Regions from separate parts of the Homo sapiens genome. Here region 2 is linked to region 1. A link is an interaction called in ENCODE POLR2A ChIA-PET data of the cell type or tissue named here. Cell type or tissue: B cell. All regions are shown on one strand.

The links. Peaks named below come from ENCODE experiments on the same cell type or tissue, not always from the same donor. Only the 100,000 strongest peaks of a DNase experiment are listed, where the experiment ranks them.
Region 2: POLR2A ChIA-PET joins it to region 1 with 7 read pairs; 3 of 35 experiments call an interaction of 5 or more read pairs at or near these places.

Annotation. Positions count from the first base shown.
Region 1 is chr12:48,976,478-48,978,977 of GRCh38, forward strand. WNT1 (Wnt family member 1) reads left to right here and starts at 1,845. Exons shown (of 4, transcript NM_005430.4): 1 at 1,845-2,277. The coding sequence starts at 2,174. RefSeq lists a silencer at 1,530-1,899. In B cell, CTCF peaks have their summits at 1,678 (motif pointing left), 1,878 and 2,083; DNase peaks (open chromatin) are centred at 1,544, 2,144 and 2,374; H3K4me3 peaks cover 1,190 bases; H3K27me3 peaks cover 2,500 bases.
Region 2 is chr12:48,799,959-48,802,458 of GRCh38, forward strand. It overlaps the pseudogene ADISSPP1. Among named protein-coding and RNA genes, the nearest start is that of ADCY6-DT, 12 kb to the left of the region's middle. RefSeq lists an enhancer at 1,217-1,815. In B cell, no CTCF peak of the experiment used is centred here; no DNase peak of the experiment used is centred here; H3K27me3 peaks cover 307 bases.

The DNA.
Region 1 (2,500 bases):
TGGGTTTTAATCTGGCTCTACCATTGATTCATTTATTAGACGTGGACCTTGGACAAGTGCCTGATCTATTTTTAATTCTGCAAAATGGGGAGAGAGAAGAGATCTTCCCTCCTTCCAGGGGCCATGTGTGTGGTGGTGGGGCATGATAACCAGGCTGGCAGTGCCCCCTATTCCCCATATAGGGAAAAGCAGCCACTTTTTTTTTTTTTTTCAGATGAAGTCTTGCTCTGTAGCCCAGACTGGAGTGCAATGGCGTGATCTCGGCTCACTGCAATCTCCACCTCCCGGGTTCAAGCCATTCTCCTGCCTCAGCCTCCTGAGTAGCTGGGACTACAGGTGTGCGCCACCACACTCAGCTAATTTTTGTATTTTTATTAGAGATGGGATTCCACTATGTTGGCCAGGATGGTCTCGATCTCCTGACCTCATGATCCACCTGCCTCGGCCTCCCAAAGTGCGGGGATTATAGGCATGAGCCACCGCGCCCAGCCTGTCACTTCTTCAATAGGAGGCCTAAATGGCCTTGAAGCTGAGTAGGAGTCCCTGGGAGAGAAGAGAAAAGTGTACAATGGATGAGATGGTCACAGGCACTCTGGGTATCCCAGTGTGGTGGGAACTAGAGCTTTAGGGAAAGACAGAAACTTGGCAGAAACATCCAAAGAGAAGCAAACACATGGAGGCACAAGTTTCCTCATCTAGGTTCAATGTAGCCAGCAACCCTTGTCTTCCCAGTCCTCTCCATCACCATACATACAGTGGACATCCGCACCATTTCCCATCCTTTCTGAGCCTAGGCCTCAGAGACTTAGCCACTCCAGGCTGGGTTCACCTCAATACCATCTTGGTTGTAGGCTCGGCTCTCTCCCCCAATGACATGCACTGGTTGACACATACCACAGTGTGACACGCCATAGGATGCCACGAGGTACAAAGGGCAACAGAATGACGCATACACACATATTTAATCTTCCCATGCACATGCTCATCCACCCACTCCACACACAGTCCAGACACTCTGCATCCCTCAATCATGCTTCTGAGTCTCCTGTCGACAGTTGCCACCTCCTTCCTGACACACTGCCCCAGGCGGTGACTGTGACAAGGTGACTCCATGACCTTTTCTGACTTGAGCTAAATTCCAAAATTCTTTGGAAAGTTTCCTAACATCCTTCGTCAGAACAAGGAGTTTCTGCACGTACCAACACACAGGAGGATGCACCCTCAGAACACAGCACATTCTCACTCCCACCCATATTCACGTTGTTCCACTTCACACACACACACACACACACACACACACACAGCCACTTGTGCGCTTCTTCTGGCGCACATGAGCAAACTGCCTGTTGCTTTAGGTTTCTCTCCACCGCTAGGCTCCTTTTGGTTAGCTCACCCCCACAACTCATCCCCGGGATTTCCCTGACCACAGCCGCACTCACGCCCCCGTCTCCCCTTTTTCCTTCTCTGTCCAGCCATCGGGGGTTCCTGGGCGGTTAAGCATCTCCCCGGAGTCGCTGCCCAGAACCACAGCTTTCCTTCCGACACTCAGGATGGGGGAGAGAGGGGACGTCGGAGGGGCCCGGGGTGACGTCGAGGGGACAACCCCACCGCGGGCGGCGAGGCGGGCTGGGCCCCTGGCGGGCTCTCCCCGCAGCACACTCTCGCCGCGCCCCCTGGCGGATGCTAGTCCTCGACGGGCTCCGGACGCTCAGCTGAGTGAGGCGGGCGCGCGTGGGAGGGTGTCCCAAGGGGAGGGGTCCGCGGCCAGTGCAGGCCCGGAGGCGGGGGCCACCGGGCAGGGGGCGGGGGTGAGCCCCGACGGCCAACCCGTCAGCTCTCGGCTCAGACGGGCGGGAACCACAGCCCCGCTCGCTGCCCATTGTCTGCGCCCCTAACCGGTGCGCCCTGGTGCCACAGTGCGGCCCGGAGGGGCAGCCTCCTCCCGTCACTTCAGCCAGCGCCGCAACTATAAGAGGCGGTGCCGCCCGCCGTGGCCGCCTCAGCCCACCAGCCGGGACCGCGAGCCATGCTGTCCGCCGCCCGCCCCCAGGGTTGTTAAAGCCAGACTGCGAACTCTCGCCACTGCCGCCACCGCCGCGTCCCGTCCCACCGTCGCGGGCAACAACCAAAGTCGCCGCAACTGCAGCACAGAGCGGGCAAAGCCAGGCAGGCCATGGGGCTCTGGGCGCTGTTGCCTGGCTGGGTTTCTGCTACGCTGCTGCTGGCGCTGGCCGCTCTGCCCGCAGCCCTGGCTGCCAACAGCAGTGGCCGATGGTGGTAAGTGAGCTGGTGCGGGGTCGCCACTTGTCCCGCGGCACAGAGCCAGGGGCCAACCCTACCCAGCTCCCACGCTCTGGGATCCGTCTGCCGACAGGCTCCCTCCCCGCTCTGACTTCCCTCCGCGACACCGAAGGGCGATCTGGCATGAAACTGCCCCAGACTCCAGCTCTGTACAAGTGGGGCGAATGATCCGCCCGCGGAGGCCTAAGATACCCCAGGC
Region 2 (2,500 bases), 180 kb before region 1:
AACACTGGGGACAAGGGTCGTCTCCCCCCCACCCCGCCCCCACACTGGAAGTTTTATTTCTTTAGGATTCTATCCCAACCACTCGCTTAAAAATCAAGTAACACAGACCTGAGGGGTAGGAGCTGGGGACTGCACCTCCCTGCTACTCATGGAGGACAGCAGTGCGAACGAGGGAGGGGCAGGAGAGGCGGCTGAAGCAAGGCAGCAGCAGAGGTAACGGGGCCACGACCTCAGAGAACCAGCTCCGTCCTCTCCCAGACCCTGGCTGGAGCCCCTATGGCTTGGGGTGGGGAGTGGGAGTACCCACCCCAGGCCCTCCCCTTCCTTCCTCAGACAGCCTCCTTGAGGGCTCAAGCCATTTCTTCTGGCAGGAGACTGAGGCACACGGAGAGGAGGAAGTGGAAGAGGAGGATGCAGGAGAGGCAGGGTGGTGGCTTGAATGAAGGCAGAGGTGACAGGCGTGGGCAAGGCCACTCCATCCCACCCACCCTGGAGAGGGGCAAGGAAGCCACACCATCAGGCAGCATGTCGGGTATGGGGGAACAAGGCAGGGTTTAAGGCTGAGCAGCCCAGGGCAGGCAGGGCAGCCCAGGGCAGGCAGGACCTCGGGCCTCAGTCAAAGCCGTGCCAGTCGCTGTGCTCCGAGTAGTATTCCAGCTTGGCACCCATGCATTTGACACCGTCCAGCAGCATGCATGTGCCATGGCGTCAGCCCATGATGCAGGCTTGCACCTTCCGCGCACGCAGGTGCTGGTGCCACCTTCCCAGACTAGTAGCATCCCCTCTTTGAGGACCCCTTCTTTGTGCGCCTAGTACTCGCACTTGACACTATAACCTTCAGGGAAGGGTAGGACGCTGAGAAGCTTCAGGTGCAGGCTGGGGACAAGTGCCTGGCGGACGTCCTTGCTCAGCCTGTGCACTGGGACGGAGCAAAGGTAATCTCATACCTGTGCAGGATCTTCAGGAACCTTGACCAGAAAGCTGCTGTCCCTCTCCTGGATGACCATGACCACCGAGTCCTGCAACTTCTCATCAAAGTGGACGTGGCTTTGGGAGCCCTCTGCATCGTGGCCTGTCACAAAGTGGATACTCCGGAATCTGGGCTTGCTGCCTTTGTTGGTTGCAGCCATGGACCCCCTCCCTGCCACGCAGCTTCCGCAGGACCAAGCCACTCATGCCCAGCAGCCTCCCATGCTCCGGGGACAACAGCAGGAGCCTTGCAGGGTGCAGCCCGGGGCGGACAGGGCAGGGACGACCGCTGAGGCGGTGGCAGGGTCTCAACGCTGAGCACAAGGAAGGGAGCAAGGCTCCTCTTTTAATTTGGTTTTCAGTCAGTTGGAACTCAGTCCTTAGTTTAGGACTGGAGCTTGGGAAAAGAGAAGCGAAGAAGAGGAAGATTTTCAATTACTACTGGGCTTGCTTCAGACTGGATCCAAGGCTCACTGCCTTTGCAGCAAGGAGCAGGAATTGCCTAGTCACGTCATGCAGTCATGTCCCCAGGAAAAACATGAACAATCACAGCTTTTCCTTTCTGGGCCTCTCCTCTTTGTTTTGTTTGTTTGTGTTTGTTTGTTTTTTTAGAGACAGGGTATCATCGCTGTTGCCCAGGCTGGAGTGCAGAGGTGCCTCGAGCTCCTGGGCTCCAGCGATCTTCTCCTCTCAGCTTCCCAATTAGCTGGAACTACAGGCAAGTGCCACCATGCCTAGCATTTTTTTTTTTTTTTTTTTTTTTTGAGATGGAGTTTCCCTCTTGTTGCCCAGGCTGGAATGCAATGGCGCGACCTCGGCTCAATGCAACTTCTGCCTCCCGGGTTCAAGCAAGTCTCCTGCCTTAGCCTCCCGAGTAGCTGGGATTACAGGCACTTGCCACCACGCCCCGCTAATTTTTGTATTTTTGGTAGAGACGGTGTTTCTCCATGTTGGTCAGGCTGGTCTCGAACTCCCTACCTGAGGTGATCCGCCTGCCTCGGCCTCCCAAAGTGCTGGAATTACAGGCGTGAGCCACTGTGCCCAGCCACCTGGCTAATTTTTATTTATTTTTTTTTTTTGAGATGGACTCTCGCTCTTGTCGCCCAAGCAGGAGTGCAATGGCGCGATCTCGGCTCACTACAACGTCCGCCTCCCGGGTTCAAGCGATTCTTGTTACTCGGCCTCCCAAGTAGCTGGGATTACAGGTGCCCTCAACCACGCCCGGCTGATATTTGTATTTTTAGTAGAGAGGGGGTTTCCCTATGTTGGCCAGGCTGGTCTCGAACTCCCTACCTCAGGTGATCCACCTGCCTTGGCCTCCCAAAGTGCTGGGATTACAGGCATGAGCCACCGTGCCCGGCCTATTTTTTATTTTTGAGACGGAGTCTCACTCTGTCGCCCAGGCTGGAGTGCAGTGGCGCGATCTCGGCTCACTGCAAGCTCCGCCTCCCAGGTTCTCACCATTCTCCTGCCTCAGCCTCCTAAGTAGCTGGGACTACAGGCGCCTGCCGTCACGCCTGGCTAGTGTGTG